5 separate regions of the Homo sapiens genome follow, and regions 2, 3, 4 and 5 are each linked to region 1. A link is an interaction called in ENCODE POLR2A ChIA-PET data of the cell type or tissue named here. Cell type or tissue: HepG2. All regions are shown on one strand. Region 1 overlaps PRPSAP1 (phosphoribosyl pyrophosphate synthetase associated protein 1). Region 2 overlaps RNF157 (ring finger protein 157). Region 3 has its middle 5.0 kb from the start of RHBDF2. Region 4 overlaps UBE2O (ubiquitin conjugating enzyme E2 O). Region 5 overlaps LOC105371896 (a long non-coding RNA gene).

Region 1 (4,000 bases):
CCTGGGGTCAGTGCAAACCATGGGAAAACCCTTTGTCCTTGAGGAGTTTAAAGCTTGGGGAGTGGTGGCTCACGCCTGAAATCCCAAAACTTTGGGAGGCTGAGGTGCATGGATCACTTGAGGTCAGGAGTTCAAGACCAGCCTGGCCAACATAGTGAAACCCTGTCTCTACTAAAAATACAAAAATTAACTGGGCATGGTGGTGGGCACCTGTAATCCCACCTACTAGGGAGGCTGAGGCAGGAGAATCACTTGAACCCAGGAGGTAGAGGCTGCAGTGAGCCAAGACTGTGCCACTGCACTCCAGCCGGGGTGACAGAGTGAGACTGTCCCCAAAAAAAGCCTGGAGAGAAGTAAACAGGTAACAGTACAGTGTGACAAATGGTAGGAATTCCAGAAGACAGTAATTGTATTTGGGGAAGCATTTAGTTTAACATGCAAACGAATGTATAACTTTTTTTTTTCTTTGGTGAGACAGTCTCACTCTGTCGCCCAGGCTAGAGTGCAGTGGCGCGATCTCAGCTCACCTCTGCCTCCTGGGTTCAAGCACTTCTCCTGCCTTAGCCTCTCAAACAGCTGGACTACAGGCGCATGCCACCATGCCCAGCTAACTTTTGTTTTTTATTCATTTATTTTGTTTTTTTTTGAGATGGAGTCTTGCTCTGTAGCCCAGGCTGGAGTGCAGTGGCGCGATCTCGGCTCACTGCAAGCTCTGCCTCCTGGGTTCACGCCTTTCTCCTATCTCAGCCTCCTAAGTAGCTGGGACTATAGGTGCCCGCCACCACGCCCGGCTAATTTTTTTGTATTTTTTAGTGGAGACGGGGTTTCACCATGTTAGCCAGGATGGTCTCGATCTCCTGACCTCGTGATCCGCCCGCCTCGGCCTCCCAAAGTGCTGGGATTACAGGCGTGAGCCATCGTGCCCAGCCAGCAATTTCTGTATTTTTAACAGAGACAGGGTTTCAACATATTGGTCAGGCTGGTCTCGAACTCCTGACCTCGTGATCCGCCCACCTCGGCCTCCCAAAGTGTTGGCATAACAGGCGTGAGCCACACGCCCGGCCTGAATATATAACTTTTAAAAACACTAAGTTGTTGTTCATATGAAAAGATAATCAATTATATTGTTAAGGTTTTTACAGAAAAGAGATAAAGTAGTCAGTCCTCTTACCTGGGTATTGTCTGTATAATGAAAATATCTTGGCCACGAACAGATTCTTTTATTTCAACTCTTGTTTCTGAAAAATAAAAATGTTCTGAAGTTTTAAGAAAAGCTCCTATGTTAAAAAGGAGAAAAAAGAAAAACAAAAGTACTTCATGCCGGGCGCGGTGGCACATGCCTGTAATCCTAGCACTTTAGGAGGGCTGAGGAAAGCAGATCACTTGAGCACCAGAGTTCAAGAACAGCCTAGGCAACATGACAAAATCCTGTCTCTACAAAAAATACAAGAATTAGCTGGGCGCGGTGGCTCACGCCTGTAATCCCAGCACTTTGGGAGGCCGAGGTGGGCAGATCACGAGGTCAGGAGATCGAGACCATCCTGGCTAACACAGTGAAACCCCGTCTCTACTAAAAACACAAAAAATTAGCCGGGCGTGGTGGCGGGTGCCTGTAGTCCCAGCTACTCGGGAGGCTGAGGCAGGAGAATGGCGTGAACCTGGGAGGCAGAGCTTGCAGTGAGCCGAGATCGCGCCACTGCACTCCAGCCTGGGTGACAGAGCAAGATTCCGTCTCATTAAAAAAAAAAAAAAAAAAGAGTTCTTCGAGACCAGCCCGGCCAATATGGTGAAACCCTGTCTCTACTAAAAATACAAAAATTAGCCAGGCATGGTGGCGCACAACTATAATCCCAGCTACTCAGGAGGCTGAGGCAGAAGAATCACTTGAACCTGGGAGGCAGAGCTTGCAGTGAGCCGTGATCGCGCCACTGCACTCCAGTCTGGGTGACACAGCGAGATTCTATCTCAAAAAAATAATTAGCTGGACATGGTGACAAGTGCCTGTAGTCCCAGTGGGAGGATCACCTGAGCCAGGGAAGGTCATGGCTGCAGTGTGAGCTGAAACTGTGCCACTGCACTTCAGCCTGGACAACAGAGACCTTGTCTGGAGAAAAAAAAAAAAAAAAAGCAGAAAAGCAAAGCACTCATGATGCAACAGCTAGAAACATTTGGAGGGAGTAAAGATTAATCTAAACCAACATTTTATCTGGGGCAAAAGAATAAGTCTTGGAGCAGTATGAAGAAGAGGAAGCGAGAATGACCCCCGACTGAGCGCAGTCCGTGCACCGCCACTGCATCCCGCTCCCAGTGCCTACGTCCGGCTGCTTTCGTTGCCACCATGCCCAAGAGAAAGGCTGAAGGGGATGCTAAGGGAGATGAGGCCAAGGTGAAAGACGAACCACAGAGAAGATCTGTGAGGCTGTCTGCTAAACCTGCTCCTCCCTCCAAAGCCAGAGCCCAGGCCTAAAAAGGCCACTGCAAAGAAGGGAGAGAAGGTACCCAAGGGAAAAAGGAAAAAGCTGACACTGGCGAGGAGGGGAATGACTCTATGGGAAGTGGAGATGCCTGAACACACCAGGCACCTGCTGGAGATGCTGAGGGAAGCGTGTGCATTTTGGATAACTGTGTACTTCTGGTGACTGTACAGTTTGAAATACTATTTTTTATCAAGTTTTATAAAAACGCAGAATTTTTGTTTTCTAAGCTATGTTGTTAGCACACAGAACGCTTCATTGTTGTTCTGGGGAAAGGAGCATATGTCATGAATAGAATGTCTCCGAAGCTGGATTGATGTGGGGAAAGCACCTTTCCCTTCTAGTTTTGAGAGACTTCCTCTCGGCTCCCAGGAAGAGGGGCTCCCTGACTTTGACACACATGGCCACCTCAGCACACAAAAGCCTTGTGCTCTGAAAAGACAAATTTGTTTCTATGTCCTCTTCTCCCTTTCCACCTTTCAGCATGGACTTAAATCCCTTAAAGCCAGACATCTGTTGGCACCTGACCCCCCCATAATTGATTACCAGTGTGGCAGGCAATCTGGACCTTCCAGTGATGCCACTGAGATGGCGCCCCTCAAAAGAGCAGTAGTTCCGTTTCTAGACTGTGGATCTTCAGATAAACTCTGCCATATTCATTTCACTTCCGGAAAGTCAGGGTCAGCTTGTGAAAAGTTGTTAAACAACATGCTAAATGTTCACTGGGTTTTACAGTGGCTTTCTGATTTTTGGTTGTGCACTGAAAAAGGGAGTTTGGCCGGGCGCGGTGGCTCCGCCTGTAATCCCAGCACTTTGGGAGGCTGAGGCAGGAGAATTGCTCGAACCTGGGAGGCAGAGGCTGCAGTAAGCTGAGATTGCACCACTGCACTCCAGCCCGGGCGACATCCTTATTATTTTTTCAACAAATGCTGAAGCCTCCTCCATGTCAGGAACTGTACTGGGAACCCCAAAATGCAGGACTTGGAAGAAGGGACAAAGACTGACCCAGGAGAGATGATACAACAACAAGGCCAGCAAACCCTCCGGGCCCAATATGCCAGAGACGCTAGCCATGACGAAGGAGAAAGAACAATGGGGCTGGAAAAAAGGGCCTCACTGCAATCCAGAACGAGCAGCGCAGAAGGGGGTTTGGGAACATGGGAAGATGTGGGATCCGAGTGTGCCAAGCAGAGGGGCAGGCAGTTAGTCCACTTAGAAAGCAGACAGAGTGGGCCGGGCGCGGTGGCTCATGCCTGTAATCCCAACACTTTGGGAGGCCAAGACGGGTGGATCACCTGAGGTCAGGAGTTCAAGACCAGCCTGACCAACATGGCAAAACCCCCGTCTCTGCTAAAAATACAAAATTAGCCGGGTTTGGTGGCGTATGCCTGTAATCCCAGCTACTTGGGAGGCTGAGGCAAGAGGATTGCTTGAACCTGGGAGGTGGAGGTTGCAGTGAGCCAAGATCATGCCACTGCACTCCAGCCTGGGTGACAGAGCAAGACTCCGTCAAAAAAAAAAAAAAA
Region 2 (4,000 bases), 130 kb before region 1:
GTGAAACCCCATCTCTACTAAAAATACAAAAATTAGCCAGGCATGGTGGCATGCGCCTGAAGTCCCAGGTACTTGGGAGGCTGAGGCAGGAGAATCTCTCGAACCCGGGAGGCAGAGGTTGCAGTAAGCCAAGATCACACCACTACACTCCAGCCTAGGTGACAGAGCAAAACTCCATCTCAAAAAAAAAAAAAAAAAATGCTTGGAATATCCAAAGTGATGTCTTTTTTTTTTGTCTTTACATATGCTAATGAATTAACCACTGCCTGGCAGCCCCTAGGTAGCCTCAGGATGGCGGCTGGTCACTGGAAAGAAAAGGCAGGATTAGAGGGTGGGGACTTTCAGCCCATCCCCCAACCACTGAGGAAGGGAGAGGGGATGAAAGTTAAGTTGATCATCAATGTCCAATGATGTAATCAACCATGCTATGTAATGAAGCTTCTATAAATACCCAAAGGACTGGTTCAGAAAGCTTCCAAACAGGGGAACACTTACAGGTTTCTGGAGGGTAACATGCCCAGAGACGGCATAGAAGCTCTGTGCCCCTTCTCACATAACCTCGCCCTATGTATCTCTCTCTGTATCCTTTGTAATATCCTTGATAATAAACTCGTAAATGTGTTTCTCTAGTTCTGTGAGTCCCTCTAGCAAGTTAATCACACCCAAGGAGGGGGTTATGGGAACCCTGCTTTCTGGTTGGTTAGTTGGAAGCACAGGTAAAACAACCTGGGGCTTGCGATGGGCATCAGAAGTGGGGGGCAGTCTTGTGAGATTGCACCCTCAACCTGTGGGATGGGACACTATCTTCAAGTAGTATCAGAAGTGAAATGAATTGGAGGACACCCAGCTGGTGTCCTCTGCAGAACTGAGTGGTTGCTGGTGGAGAGAATCCCCACACATTTTGCTGACCAGAGGTCACAGAAGTTTTCTGTGCTGCTTGTGTTGTGAGTGTATAGGAGAAACTGAGTTTTTTTCCTATATCCGCAGACGCACACATTTCTTTGCCTAGATTTTCATAAGCCAGCTTATACCTACACACAGAAGTCTCAGTACCCACCCACCACTACTGCTATACCTCCATAACCTTCTATGATGAAGGTTCTTCACACTTTAACTTGCTGCAAACATTATTGTTTCACAGGAAAATACGAATTTAGATAATACAGTTATCCCTGGCTTTCTCTACCAATTACTACACAGACTATGGTGTAAAATAAGGGGACAATTTAATGCTATGAAAGAAGGCTACACACATACCCTCTCCACCTCAAATTCATTAACAGTGCTAATGGCCAGAACTGCTGGGACATCAGTCATGGCAGGGCCCCTTTGCCCCTTCTTAATCAGCCAGGAGGCAGAAATATTTTCAGTGCAATATAATAACCAAATGAAATCAGCAGTCAGGGGCCAAAATTCCCATCAGCCTCATCCGGACAAACCAAGGAACTGTGACAGGATATGATGGAACTGAGAAGTCACCAAAGGAGGCTTAGGTTATGCTGAAAATTACATCTGGGAATACATTTTAAGTTTGATGATTAAACGAATGCCGCTTACCTCTAATTTCTATTATCTAATTCTCCCATGAAGGTAAGCTGTCCAAAGTAAAGGACACATCCCATAATATACCTTTATCAACACTCTCATATACCCCATTTCTGAAATTAACACAAGGAACTTATTAAGTGGCAAAAGGCTTGCTTGTGTATAATACATTGAGGATATACACAAACTCCCTAAATCAGTTGCAATTTTTGTTGAAGATTTGTAGCAGGCAGGGTGTGATGGATCTTGCCTGTAATCCTAAAACTCTGGATGGCTGAGGCAGGAGAATTGCTTTAGGCCAGGAGTTGGAGACCAGCTTGGGCAACTTAGCAAGCTTAGCAAGACCTTGTCTCTACTAAAAACAAAACAAAAAATAAATAAAAATACAAAAATTAGTTGGGCATGGTAGCATGCGTCTGGAGTTCTAGCTACTCAGAAGGCTGACGCAGAAGGGTCGCTTGAGTTCAGGAGTTCAAGGTTGCAGCGAGCTATGATTGCCACTGCACTCCAGCCTGGGTGACAGAGTGAGACCCTCTCTAAGAAAAAAAAAAGAAAGAAAGAAAAAAGAAAAGAAAAGAAAAAAGGAAAAAAAGATTTATAGCAAACTAAAAAAAAAAAAAAAATGAGATTCAGTACTTTGAGCCTGTGGAGAAGCCATAGGAAGGAAGACAGAGAAGAAAATTCTAGCAAAAACTGAACCAAACATTCATTTTTAAAACTTTCTACACAAGGAGCTTTAGTCTAGAAACATCTATTAAATAAAACAATGTGGATAAAATCACTCACCACAAAGTGAGGCAACTATTGAATTAAACAAGCAGGAAAACATTCTTTGAGAGTAATAATGCAACCCAGATCAAAGCAATCACTGAGGAACTACTGAAAGTCACCCATTAAAACTTAAAAAGACAAAGGGCAGCCATCTGATACAGTGATACAACAGCAGAATTCATCATTTAGGAAAGCTTAATTATCAATTATTTATGTCTGGCACTTGCTAGCCCTATTTTCCAAGTGCATAATTTATGGAGAGGGGAGGTACCTAGTTGCCTTAAGTAGAAGCAGCAATCTCAAATAATTTAAGTCATTTACTGATGAACTTCAGCAAGATATATTTTCTATGCATCAGGAATTATACATTTATCATATATTAGGTAAAATTGGAAAAGTTAAAGATGTTACACAGATGGATGGCTTGCCCAAATCATGAAAAAAGAAAGGGAGAGAAGAGAGTTTGATGTCTGGAATTGTCTAGGTTGACCTCAGTGTGGGACCACTGAGTTTCCAGTACCTGTGAGATCTCAGGGGAGGGATCTGGGGCAGTAAAAATCCATGGATGATTGGCTTAGAGGTGGCCATGATTGAACCTAGCGAGAGAGGACCCCTAATGATTTGGGGGCTAAAGAGTTAAAGCAGGCAACAGGGTTCGATTAGAAATGCCCTTTTATGCCATAATATTAAAAGAAAAGAAATGACCACAAAAGATGTGTAGAGCTAATTGTAGTTTTGCCTTGCATTAAAATCAAGAATAGTCTGGGTGTGGTGGCTCACACCTGTAATCCTAGCACTTTGGGAGGCCAAGGTGAGAGGATCACTTGAGCCCAGGAGCTCAAGACCAGCCTAGGCAACATGGTGAGGCTCTGTCTCTGTATATTTAAAAATAATAATAATAATAATACTATGGTATATTCAGTCAGTAGAGTATTATGAAGCCTTTCAAAGTGGTGTTGTAAATCTATATCTACTGACATTAAAAATGTTCACAATATATTATAATTAGACCCTTGTCTCGACAAAAAATTAAAAAATTAGCTGGGTATGATGGCCCAAGCCTGTGGTCCCAGCTACTCAATAGGCTGAGGTGGGAGGATCACTTGAGCCCAGGAGGTCAGGCCTGCAGTGAGCCATGACTGCGCCATTACATTCCAGTCTGGGTAAAAGAGCAAGACCCTGTGTCAAAAAAAAACAAAAACAAAAACAAAAAACAAACAAACAAACAAAAAACCCCATAAAAGCTATATAAGCTGTATACTTATAACTGGGAATGATTTTCTCAAAATTACAAAGTTGGCAAAATTGTTCTTACTTTTACTTAAAATTAGCTTGAACACCTGTTCAATCACTCAATAATTCTTTAGCAATATTAATTTCTAAACTTTTGGTTATTAAGGGGAAGACGCATAAAATGTGCAAGATTGTATGAATTAAAAAGAGCTCCCCAAACCTTCATCTATTTTTTGTTTGTTTTTGTTTTTCTGTAGAGATGGAGTTTCACCATGTTGGCCAGGCTGGTCTCAAACTCCTGGGTCAAGAGACCTGCCCGCCTCAGCCTCCCAAAGTGTTGGGATTACAGGTGTGAGCCACCGAGCCCAGCCATCCTCATCTGTTAAAAGGAAAAATAAATTTACTTATTGGTATTTCATTTTACAACCAAAAATTTGCTTTTTCCTTTCTT
Region 3 (4,000 bases), 160 kb after region 1:
CCTTTAAAACATGCTTTCACAGACACTATTTCATTTATTATTATTATTTATTTATTTTTGAACCGCAGTCTCGCTCTGTCGCCAGGCTGGAGTGCAGTGGCGCAATCTCCACTCACTGCAACCTCGGCCTTCTGGGTTCAAGTGATTCTCGTGTCTCAGTTTCCCGAGCAGCTGGGATTACAGGCATGCGCCACCACATCCAACTAATTTTTTTTTTTTGAGACAGAGTTTCTCTCTTGTTGCCCAGGCTGGAGTGCAATGGCGCAATCTCGGCTCACCACAACCTCCACCTCTCGGGTTCAAGCGATTCTCCTGCCTCAGCCTCCCAAGTAGCTGGGATTACAGGCATGCACCACCACACCTGGCTAATTTTGTATATTTTTAGTAGAGATGGGGTTTCTCCATGTTGGTCAGGCTGGTCTCGAACTCCCAACCTCAGGTGATCCTCCTGCCTCTGTCTCCCAAAGTGCTGGGATTACAAGTATGAGCCACTGTGCCTGGCCTTTTTTTTTGTATTTTTAGTAGAGATGGGGTTTCACCATATTGGCCAGGATGGTCTCGATCTCCTGACCTCGTGATCTGCCCACTTCAGCCTCCCAAAGCACTGGGATTACAGGTGTGAGCCACTGTGCCCGGCCTATTATTATTTTTTGAGGCCGTTATCTTGCTCTGTCATCCAGGCTGGAGTGCAGTGGTACAATGGGAATCACTGTAGCCTCAACCTCCTGGGCTCAAGTGATCCTCCCACCTCAACCTCCTGAGTAGCTGGGACTACAGGCCACCACACTCAGCTAATTTTGCTTTATTGTTTGTAGAGATGGAGGTCTCACTATGTTGCCCAGGCTGGTCTTGAACTCCTGGACTCAAGCGATCTTCCCGCCTCGGCCTCCCACAGTGCTGGGTTTACAGGCATGAGCCACTGCGCCCAGCCTATTTTATTTTTTAAATCTTGACAACAATTCTGCAGATAGGCAGGTCAGGCTTTACAGATGAGGACACTGAGGCTGCTGTGGAATTAAGACCAGCGACAGAGTTTGACATTGAGAAGCGTTGGTCCTCAGTGAGTACTGCCTTAGAGGAAGGCAGGAGAACATGCCCCAGAGAGGGACCCACCCTGGGAACTGCACACCCTGAGACCCCCTCAAGACTCACTTTGTGATCCTCGGAAGAAAAGGGCAGAGGGTCTTGAAGCCATTAGTTAGCAAACTCAGAAAAGCTCCGACAACACACCTTTGAAGGACGCCCTGGTATTTGTCCACGGGAGTAAAATATTAGGGGTCTATGTTTAGCTTTTTTCATTTTTAGAACGTGAGCGGCCGGGTGTGGTGGCTCACACCTGTAATCCCAGCACTTTCGGAGGCCAAGCCGGTGGTGGATCACTTGAGGTCAGGAATTCGAGACCCACCTGGACAACATGATGGAACCCCCATCTCTACTAAAAATACAAAAATTAGCCAGGCATGATCGCACATGCCTGTAATCCCAGCTACTTGGGAGGCTGAGGCAGGAGAATCGCTTGAACCTGGGAGGTGGAGGCTGCAGTGAGCTGAGATCGCGCCTCTGCACTCCACCCTGGGCGACAGAGTGAGACTCCATCTCAAAAAAAAAAAAAAAAAAAAAAAAAGGAACAGTGAATCTTTTGAATGAGAGGATGCTGGATGCTGACTTCCTTGTCAAGGTTCAGAGAAGTGTAGGACTGTGCCCAAGAACGCACAGGTGGTGAGAGAGAGCAGGGCTGGGTGCTGGGCCCCACACCCATACTCTTTCCAGCCATTCCGGTGGACCATTCCCATCTTTTGGAAGGGCCATTCTGGCTGTGCTCAGGACAGATGGGTTTGGGCAAAGGTGGGGAGGCCAGGTGAGAGGGAGCAGGGGAGTGGCTGGGGGAGCAGAGTAGAGGGAGGGATGAGAAGGGCATCCCCTCTCTTCGGAATTTAGCTGACACAAGCCCCCAGACTTCCTCTCCATATATGCTCTGGATTTACCTCCCCTTACCCCCAGGCCTCCAGCAGGGAGAGTCGGCAGCGGGAGTGGGCCCAGGTGGGAGCCCCAGAGAAAGGAACCACAGGATCTTGCCCGCCTGGCCGCAGAGATTGATGATGCGGGATCGCCATCTGGTGGCGAGAAGAGGTACCGCGCCAAGGAATCCACGTGGTCAGGGGAACCCGGGGAAGCCGCAGTCTTAGTGCTCCCCGCCACCTGCTTTCTCACCAGATACCCTGGCAGTCCAGCCTGAAGGTTAAGGGCACAGAGGCACAGGCTCGCTCTCAACAGGACTCGTCAGTGGTTAGCAAGATGCCAAAGCCTCTGTAACGCCTCTCCTTGCCACCCTGCCTGCCTTTACGACATGCCGGGGAGGGCACCAGTGAGTGACCTCTCTCCAAGGGTTCATGGGCCACCAGACCCTTAGGCACCTTGGGAGCTGCCTGCCACCAGGGGAGAAGCCAGGGTGCCTGGCATTCCTGGGTGCTGGGGAGGAGGCGGATGTGGTCAGACTCCTTAGGCCCAGAGATACTTTTCAGCTATCTCCTCCTGGTGCTATTCCTTCCCCCATGGTGCCCTTGAAATCCATCTCCACCTCCCTCCCAGCAGGCTGCTCCTCACCAGTGTTCTCACCCCACTGTCAGCCCTCCACTGGGTCATCCTAGTCTCAGCCAGGGCTCGGTCATTCCCATTAGCCCTTGGGAATGGACTTTGAAAGCTATTCCAGAGCCCCTGTCACCTGCTCAGCCCAGCTGTGCTCATTTTTCAGGCGCCCATCACTGCTGTATCTTCCCTCCCCAACCTTGGAGGCCTCAGTCACCCTGGGAGGAGAGTGAGGCCCGGGGGAAGGGCGCTGGCCTCGGGGGCATGCAAATGTTCAGGTACACCCAGCTCATCACTAATTAGCTTGTGAGATTAAGCAAGTTACTTAACTTTGGAATACTGAGGCCACCCTAGAAAGACATGCCATCCAGAAGCCATAAACCAGAAGATTGACAGATTGACATAAATGCCACCAATTTCCGTGCCACAAAAGGCACTGTAGACAAAGTTAAAAGCCAAACAGCTGGGCAAGGTGGCCCACATCTATAATCCCAGCATTTTGGGAGGCTGAGGCGGGAGGATCACTTGAGTCCAGGAGTTTGAGCTCAGCCTGGGCAACGTGGCCAGATGCCATCTCTACAAAAAAATAAAACCCGTCTAATTTTTATATTTTTGTAGAGATGGGGTTTTGCTATGTTGCCCAGGCTGGTCTTGAACTATTAGGCTCAAGTGATCCATCTGCCTTGGCCTCCCAAAGTGCTGGGATTACAGGTGTGAGCCACTGCGTCTGACAGTTTTAACTTCTTGATCATAGGTCCTCTCTGCCCCTGCTCCACAGCAACCAGCTACAGTCCTACCAGCCCATCCACACATCTCCTTCCGTTTCTTCCGCTGCCCTGGTTGCTTCAGGCGTAAGCCCGGGGTGGCCTCCATGCCTTCCCTAGTCCACCCTGCACAGGCTGCCAGCTCTGTGGCCACCACTGCTCCTGTTCCAGGATCTCCAGTGGCTCTAGGTCACCTCCCAAAGACAGTCTGAGCTCCTCAGCCATCGAGAGCCCCACAACCTGGTGCCAACATACTTCCCTGGTCTTACCTGGTATGTTCTCCATCACAGATTTGGCTTTCTGTAGCTCCCAGTCTCTGCTCACTTGCCTCCAGGGTCTCCACCGCTGACATGGTCTCCCTTCCTCACGGAGCCTTGAGCTGCTCTGCACCTCTTTTCCAGAACTTTCCTTGACGCCCCTTCTGGACAAGCTCCCTCCTCTGTGGTGTCCACGCTCATGTACACAACCTCCTTCTTCTCTCATGGAGAGATTTGAGAGGAGAAACAGGACCTCATTTAGTCTTTTTTTTTTTTTTTTTTTTTTTGAGACAGAGTCTTGCTCTGTCGCCCAGGCTGGAGTGCAATGGCACGATCTCGGTTCACTGCAAGCTCTGCCTCCCCAGTTCACACCATTCTCCTGCCTCAGCTTCC
Region 4 (4,000 bases), 52 kb after region 1:
CACATCTGCACCTGCCCATGCCAAGCCTACTTGCCATTCTATCTTCAAAAGTCTTGACCATGATGCCCTCAGGCAGTGAGGTAGCCAGCAGCGCCATCTCCTTCCGCACTGTGCTGAAGAACTTCTTGGCTTCTGGAGGCTGGAACTCAATTTTCTTAAAAGAATGATTTGCTAGAGGGGGGAAGAGAATAGTCAGTCCCTCATGGAGAGGCCCTGGAGCTCCATCTGCCAACCTGGCTGGACAGGTGAGCACACCCACAGACTTCCCACTCGCCGCTGCTGGCCTCAGCACTGTGACCACACAGGGAAATGGTTTGCCCTGGGGCAGTAGCTGGGGTCTGGCGAGGGGACTAACCACCCTGCACCCAGATCTGGTGACACAAACAGGAGCCCCGAGAAGGCGGGGGAAGGCGAAGACCAGGCAAGGGCTGACTCACAGGGTGCAAACTCCAGTACGGAGAAGACCTCGCCCTTGGCGCTGGTGAAGGTGACGCCAGGCTTGCCGCCACACTGCTGGCACAGCACCGGGGTTTCGCTGGGCCACTCAGCCTTCACAGGTGACTGCCCCTCGGGCTTGTCCTCCTTGCGCTCTACGTCGGGCACTGCTTCCATCTTCTCCTCCTCTACAATGGCCACATTGTCCAGGGTCTTCTTGAGGTTTTCCTGTAGCTTCTTGATGTCATCCAGAAACTTCTTCTCCCGAGTTGGCTTCTCAGGCTCCACAGTCGGAGAGGTGGGCGAGCCCGTCAGCAGCTGCTCCACAGTCATGTTCTTGAGGCTCTCCAGGATCTTGATGGCCTCTTTCAACTCCCGGAAGCTCTTGGGTGGCCCGTCCTTGCCAGCCTTCTCCATCAGCCCGGCCATGGGGGCAGCCATGGCCACAGCCCCCTGGACGGCAGCTGTGGCTGCCTCTTCACTGATCACCACTCCCTTGTCCTCAGGGGCCACCGGCTGCTCCAGGGGTGGGATGGGGGGCTCCTCTATCTTGGGGTGCTCGTCCTCCACCAGCCCATTGTCCGTCTCCCAGCTGTCACTATCATCTTCCCATTCATCCGAGGATGCCCCGCTGGTGCTGCCTTCTACCGAATCGTAGTCTGACTCCTCAATCTCAGACTCTATGTTGTACAAGTGCTGGGGGCAGAAGGGAAGTGCCAGGGTAAGCAGACAGGAAGTCACCTCCCCACCACTAAGGAGGAGCTCTGGGGATCCCTGATCCGCACAGCTGATGGCGACTGGGCTCATGAGGCCTTGGCAACCTCATTCCACCCTTTCCCTGACCTCTGCTCTGGCTTTTGCAGTCCCTAGGTCTCTGGGAGAGGCCCTTCACCTGTCCCACCCTCCAGCTGGACCCAAAGCCCCAGCCAGTGGTCTGTTCCAGCCTCTCCTCCTGCTCTGTGCACTTCGTCAGCATCTGTCCAAGGCGTTAGGGGACCTTGGCAGGCCCAGTCCCACACCTGAAAAGCGCAGGGTCAGCTAATGATGCAGCCAAGGAGGCCTGTGTGGGGAGCTGGGAACATATGACAAGAGGGGACATGTAGAAGGGCCGACATATCCTGCTGCGTTCCCTGGAATGGCCGTTAAGGTGATGGGGCAAGCCATTCCCGCCCCCACTCCTGCCCCCTGTGTGGACCAGGAGAGGAGAGCTGGGCTGTGTGGCTCCAACCAGGAGGCGAGGGAAGGAGAGCCCGTGTAGCCCTTCTGCTCAGGACCCAGCAGGTGGGGCTAGAACTGGGTCGGCTCTCTCCTTTCTCTCCTTCTCTGTTAGAGCTTTCTAAAAAGGGTGGTAGGAAAGTCTCCATCTCCTTTTAGGAGGGAACTTGCATTCTTCGTAGCATAGTGAGCTGACAATCCAGGAAAATCCTGGAGGTTTGTGAAAGTCTACATGCACCCAGAGATGGACGTGAAGAGATTGCTGGGAGAAGCGAGGCTGGTGGGCCAACTGCAGGCCTGCACCAAGGGCTGTGTGGAATGCCTGCCTTTCCCCTCACGCTTTCGCTGAGATCTCACCAGGAAGACCTGAGAGCCCATCTTCTGGCTACACGCCTGTGGCCCCCGGCCCAAGTTGCCATAGTCACAAGCTCAGCAGGGGGGTCTTGCCAGAGCCTCACCTGGGGCAGGATGATGGTCTTTGAGTTGTCAGCCCACACCACCTCCACCTTGCTGCTGACGTCCACACGGGCCACCTGGCCCACCGATGGCTGCTGGGCAAAGGGGACAAAGTCAGGGGGCCCAGCTCAAGCTCCAGCTCCCCAGCCCCTCCTGTGCTCTGCAGTGACTGACATCATGCCCACCTGGCTTGTGACAAGGAACTTAGCTCCTCTGGTAAATGTAACCAGCGGCAGCTCAAGAAGCCTGACCCCAGAAGGGAGGCAGGGAAACAAGTCCTTCTGCAGCTGCTAGTGCTGAGCGGCAGCTTGACTCTGGGGCAGCTGCCCTTCTGAGGACACTGAGCCCAGAGGACTTTCAGGTCTTGTCTCCTAGAGCCACCTGGTGGCAGCATCAGGGACTGCAGCTGGTGCACAGGGCAGTGAGCAGCCATCCAGAACTTGAATTTGAAGGCGTACCTCATCCTCCTTGTGAGGAGCCCCATCCTCAGTATTGCCGATGCGGATGACGATGTCAGTTGTACGGAACCTAAAGTCAGGGTGGTCAGCAATGTCGTAAACACTCACATCTTCCTCTTCTCCAATCAGCTGTGGCACAGGACAGGTTGTCATGAGCTAGGGGTCCTACACCCAACCCCAGAGCCCACCTGAAGCAAGCAGTAGGGGCTGCACACACCTCCACGTCGTCCCCACTCGGCCTCAGCTTGAACCACTTCACCATGCAGGTACGGCCGATGTGGTCCCCAGACTGTACCACACCGTAGACAGCAGGGTCTGGACAGCTCTGGACTAGGGAACCAGAGAAAGGGAAGTGACTAGCTAAGGGATCCCGGCTAAGGAGCCCACATCTCAAGCCAGTGCAGAGTGCAGAACCCTGACCTTCCCCCGTCTTGGAAGTGGTGAGACCCCTTCATGAGGGCAGTCCCCTTCTGGACCTCATTTTAGCTCTGACCCCAGATCCACTGCCCATTCTCCACAAGCCCCAACCCGGGCCCTCATTGGCGACCACCCTGCTGGCTGCCCTTCCAGAGCTGGCACTACCTCGCTTATCTACCACGAAGTCTCCAGGGCAGAACTCGTTGTTGTCCAGGTGGTGCACAGGGAAGAGGTCGTTGGAGCGGATGTTGCATTCCACGGAGCCATCCTGCCACATCACGTCGGCTGAGGTCATCGTGGTCACCACCTCCACTGCCACCCTGCGGGTGCAGGCCAGTCAGCAGGCCATGCAAACCCCACCCCCTCCGCGGAAAGGGCAGAGAGTCTTTCTGTCCCTTCCTGTCCCTGTGGGCTTGGTAACCTGAAACTCTGAATCCCAGGTTGGCAGGATGAGTCTCTGGTGCACAGGAAGCTCACCCAGGGTTCCAAGGCCACGCATTCTCTGAGAACAGGATCCACTTGGGAGAGCTCAGGCAAATGTGGTTCCAGAAGGCCAAGCTTAAGGCCACCACCATCCCACCCTCTGCACCACTCCTCAGTCTCTGCTTTCCACCAGGGCCTACCCCAGGCACCTACGTTGTCTCGGGTGGGAGCCCCGGAGCCACTACAAGGCATGCAGAGGTGTGTGTGCGAGCGCAGGCACGCACACCGAGGGGACGCGCACTCTGCCTGGCTTCACGCTGACGCCATTGGGGAGGGGCACAACTCTGAGTTTACCTGTCCCCTGGCTTGAAGTCTCGAGTGATTTTATTCTTCTTCCTCTTGTGTTTGCGCTTTAAGTTCTTGATGGACAAGGGGATGCTCTTTTTGCGACTCGTGCCGCTGCCGCTCTGGGAGGAAGTGGTGGAGCTGGCAGAGGAGGTCACCGAACTGGTGTCGTCCGTGTCATCAGCAGCCTCATCATCTGCGTCCTGCTCTGCCGAGTGCAGCCTGTCATCTCTGCCTTCTTTTAGCAGGAA
Region 5 (4,000 bases), 99 kb before region 1:
GTGGCTCACACCTGTAATCCCAGCACTTTGGGAGGCCAAGATGGGCGGATCACGAGGTCAAGAGATCGAGACCATCCTGGCCAACCCCATCTTTACTAAAAATACAAAAATTAGCTGGGCATGGTGGCACGCACCTGTAGTCCCAGCTACTCGGGAGGCTGAGCCAGGAGAATCGCTTGAACCCGGGAGGCGGAGTTTGCACTGAGCTGATATCAGGCCACTGCACTCCAGCCTGGCAACAGAGCAGGACACCATCTCAAAAAAAAGAACAGTTCTTACTCTCAGTGTCATGCAATTGCCTCACCTGCCTCACTCTGGTTCCAGCCCTGCTGCCCAGGCATCTGGCATTGGAGAAATGAGGGGCCCAAGACTCTATTTATGTTTACAGACTAGTTTGAAGAAATTGGGAGAGTCTGTTCTATTTTTTGTTGTTTCTATCAAATACCAGACCTTGTAAGCTTGGTTCTACCTGTTCACTTCTGCCTTCATTCTCTTCCTTGTTGGTCCTGCTCTTCTTTTGGCTTTGAGCTCACTCCACCTGGGACTACACATTCTGCATCCTAAAGTTGGTGTAAAAAGAATGTGCGGGCTGGGTGCAGTGGCCCACGCCTGTAATCCCAGCACTTTGGGAGGCCGAGGCAGATGTATCACCTGAGGTCAGGAGTTTGAGACCATCCTGGCCAACATGGTGAAACCCCGTTTCTACTAAAAATACAAAAATTAGCCAGGCGTGGTGGCACACGCCTGTAATCCCAGCTACTCGGGAGGCTGAGGCAGGAGAATCGCTTGAACCAGTGAAGCGGAGGTTGAAGCGAGTCCAGATTGCGCCACTGCACTCCAGCCTGGGGCCACAGAAGGAGACTGCGTCTCAAAAAAAAAAAAAAAAAAAGTGTGAGGCTAACATTTCAGCTTGGCAGGGCAGGCCTGGTAGCTCACACCTGTAATCCCAGTGCTTTGGGAGGCTGAGGTGGGAGGATTGCCTGAGCCCAGGAGTTCAGCACCAGCCTGGGCAACATAGTGAGATCCTATCTCTACAAAAAAAATATTTAAAAATTAGCTGTGCAGGCCAGGCGCGGTGGCTCATGCCTGCAATCCCAGCACTGGGAGGCTGACGCGGGTGGATCACGAGGTCAGTAGCTCAAGACCAGCCTGCCCAACATGGTGAAACCCTGTCTCTACTACAAATACAAAAATTAGCCAGGCGTGATGGCGCGCGCCTGTAATCCCAGCTACTCAGGAGGCTGAGGCAAAAGAATTGCTTGAACCCGGGAGGTGGAGGTTGCAGTGAGCAGAGATGGCGCCACTGCACTCCAGCCTGGGTGACAGAGCAAGACCCTGTCTCGAAAAAAGGAAAAAAAAGAACATTTCAGCCCAGCATCGACTCCAGCTGCCCTTCTTGGAGAAACAGACCAGACCAAATAGGCACAAAGCCCAGCGTCTGCCTCTTGCTACCTAGAAAAGGTAGAATGTGGAAGCGGCAGCGTGGTGACAGCCCCAAACCTTTCTTTAACAAAACAAATACTCACCTGCGGTTACTTAGATCAAAAGAAGAAAATAACAAACAGGGTTTCTTGAAAATGCCTGTCCTGGCTAGATGGTCAGATTTGGAAGGAATCTCAAAGGTACAGCCCCTCCCCTGACAGATGAGGCAGCTGCAACCTCTACAGGGTAAGGGGCTTGCCCAAGACCATACAAGTGGTAGCCATAGCTCAGAACCCAGGGATCCCTGGCTCCCTGTGCACTGGGTCTTGATATGGGAAGCTGGTGCTATGCTGGTTTTATCTCTCTCTGTCTCTCCTTGGTGAGCCATCTCCTACAGCTGTCATAAGAGGACAAGCCGACTTGAGGTTGAGCTCTGAAGCTCAACACAAGTGCACACACGTGTTCAGCTGTTGCAATATCAGTGTGAGCATGCAATCAACTGCACTCACAGGAAAGTTGTCTGTAACTGTGCTCAAGTCAGAATCAGAAAACCACTGAGCTCCTCTCAGCTGGAGACTCCCTGCACCCTCCCTCTGCTCTTCTGAAACTGGAGCTGAGGTCAGGGCTGCAGAACTGAACTGATCAACCAGTCACCTAACTCCTCCCAGGCACAGGAACCAAAGGGCTGCTGAGAAAAGAGAAATGAGAGGCCACTGAGGGTTAGGAGATCAGATTCTTAGCAAGTAGGTTAAAAGTGCCGTATGCATGCTAATAGTGTGTCCAGCTAAAGTCTGAGTGCCAGCCAAAGTCCACTACAGACAAGCAATTTGTTTACAATGACACATTTATTTCTGAGCAAATTGCTTGTTTATTTATGTGATAACTACTATCCTATTAGGGTATTTCAAAGACTGTGTGTTGATCCTGACAAAGTAATAAACAGAAATACCACTCACTGTTATGGTTCTCACAGTAAGCTATTGGAAGCCTTAGGTCTTTTTTACGCACCATGAGGTATATATTTATTACATTGTTAGCCGTATCCTGTTATCTTTTTTTTTTTTTTTAAGATGGAGTCTCTCTGTCACCCAGGCTAGAGTGCACTGGCCTGATCTCGGCTCACTGCAACCTCCACCTCCCAGGTTCAAGCGATTCTCCTGCCTCAGCCTCCTGAGTAGCTGGGACTACAGGCGCACGCCACCATGCCCAGCTAATTTCTGTATTTTTAGCAGAGACGAGGTTTCACCATGTTAGCGGGGCTGGTCTTGAACTCCTGACCTCAAGTGATCCACCTGCCTCGGCCTCCCAATGTGCTTGGATTACAGGCGTGAGCCACCACGCCTGGCCCTGTTATCTTTTATTTTATTATTATTTTTTATAATAATAATATATAATAAATATCTTTGTTTATAAAGATATAAATATAATAAATATAATAAACATATTTATTTTTTGTTGTTGTTGTTGTTGAGACAGAGTCTCATTCTGTCGCCCAGGCTGGAGTAAAGTGGCACGATCTTGGTTCACTGCAACCTCCGCCTCCCTGATTCAAGAGATACTCATGCCTCAGCCTCCCAAGTAGCTAGCTAGGATTGTAGGCATGCGCCACCACGCCCAGCTAACTTTTTGTATTTTTAGTAGAGACGGGGTTTCACCATGTTGGCCAGGCCAGGCTTAAACTCCTAGCCTCAGGTGATCCACCTGCCTCGGCCTCCCGAAGTGCTGGGATTACATGAGTGAGCCACTGTGCCTGGCCCCTGTTATCTTTTATATTCCAAGATGAAATCTGTGTATGAAAAGAGGTCTGGTAATTTCATTAGCTTCCTCTCTGGTTTTCCTATTTTCCTACCTCTTGGTCTTCCTTCCCCTTATCCATTCTCTAAATTATTCTCAGGTTAGCGTCACCAATATACAGCTGTCATCATGTTACTCCCTTATCTATATACTTTCAGTGGCTCCCTGTTACCTTACAGAAGACAGGTGCTTCATCCCTGAGCCCTTTCCTCTCTCTGCTTCCCAATAAACACCTGCTCATACCCCAAATGCAGCTTATCATTCCTGCTCATGTATGAGTTTTTTGTTTTTGTTTTGTTTTGAGACAAGGTCTTGCTCTGTCACCCAGGCTGGAGTGCAGTGATGCAATCACGGCTCACTGCAGCCTCCACCTCTCGGGATCAAGCGATCCTCCCACTTCAGCCTACCGAGTAGTTGGAACTACCAGCATACAGAACCACTCCCAGCTAATTTTTGTATTTTTGGTAGACACAAAACCCCTTTTATAGAAGGAGTTTCGCCATGTTGCCCAGGCTGGTCTCAAACTCCTGGGCTCAAGCGATCCACCTACCTTAGCCTCCCAAAGTGCTGGAATTACAGGCGTGAACCACTGCGTGTGGCTCCCGCTCATGTTTTTGCTCACAAAAAAACCCTTCCACTTGTGCCCTTTCCATTCCTGTCTGCCAAGGTGAATTCCACTCAGCTGAAATCCTGCCTCTTCCATGAAGCCGCCTCTGAGAACTGCTGCCAATAGGTGGCTCTTCTTTCTCAGAAGTTCTATTGCATGAATTATTTTCAGTATAAC

What was found. ChIA-PET counts read pairs that join two places held together with the same protein. Peaks named below come from ENCODE experiments on the same cell type or tissue, not always from the same donor. Only the 100,000 strongest peaks of a DNase experiment are listed, where the experiment ranks them.
Region 2: POLR2A ChIA-PET joins it to region 1 with 7 read pairs; 3 of 35 experiments call an interaction of 5 or more read pairs at or near these places.
Region 3: POLR2A ChIA-PET joins it to region 1 with 5 read pairs; 13 of 35 experiments call an interaction of 5 or more read pairs at or near these places.
Region 4: POLR2A ChIA-PET joins it to region 1 with 5 read pairs; 29 of 35 experiments call an interaction of 5 or more read pairs at or near these places.
Region 5: POLR2A ChIA-PET joins it to region 1 with 5 read pairs; 8 of 35 experiments call an interaction of 5 or more read pairs at or near these places.

What each region holds. Positions count from the first base shown.
Region 1 is chr17:76,343,500-76,347,499 of GRCh38, forward strand. It overlaps PRPSAP1 (phosphoribosyl pyrophosphate synthetase associated protein 1), which reads right to left. Exons shown (of 10, transcript NM_002766.3): 3 at 1,172-1,238. It also overlaps the pseudogene HMGN2P43. Among named protein-coding and RNA genes, the nearest start is that of PRPSAP1, 8.4 kb to the right of the region's middle. In HepG2, no CTCF peak of the experiment used is centred here; a DNase peak (open chromatin) is centred at 2,042.
Region 2 is chr17:76,213,389-76,217,388 of GRCh38, forward strand. All of the region lies in intron 1 of RNF157 (ring finger protein 157), which reads right to left. Among named protein-coding and RNA genes, the nearest start is that of RNF157, 25 kb to the right of the region's middle. In HepG2, no CTCF peak of the experiment used is centred here; no DNase peak of the experiment used is centred here.
Region 3 is chr17:76,504,428-76,508,427 of GRCh38, forward strand. No RefSeq gene overlaps it. Among named protein-coding and RNA genes, the nearest start is that of RHBDF2, 5.0 kb to the left of the region's middle. In HepG2, a CTCF peak has its summit at 2,118 (motif pointing left); a DNase peak (open chromatin) is centred at 2,124; H3K27me3 peaks cover 1,155 bases.
Region 4 is chr17:76,395,691-76,399,690 of GRCh38, forward strand. It overlaps UBE2O (ubiquitin conjugating enzyme E2 O), which reads right to left. Exons shown (of 18, transcript NM_022066.4): 9 at 3,759-4,000; 10 at 3,147-3,301; 11 at 2,782-2,894; 12 at 2,565-2,693; 13 at 2,109-2,198; 14 at 438-1,131; 15 at 35-171. Among named protein-coding and RNA genes, the nearest start is that of SPHK1, 13 kb to the left of the region's middle. RefSeq lists an enhancer at 3,212-3,712. In HepG2, a CTCF peak has its summit at 2,490 (motif pointing left); a DNase peak (open chromatin) is centred at 2,471.
Region 5 is chr17:76,244,682-76,248,681 of GRCh38, forward strand. The region is part of intron 5 of LOC105371896 (a long non-coding RNA gene); the gene reads right to left. Among named protein-coding and RNA genes, the nearest start is that of RNF157, 6.2 kb to the left of the region's middle. In HepG2, a CTCF peak has its summit at 3,935 (motif pointing right); a DNase peak (open chromatin) is centred at 2,130; H3K4me3 peaks cover 370 bases; H3K27me3 peaks cover 85 bases.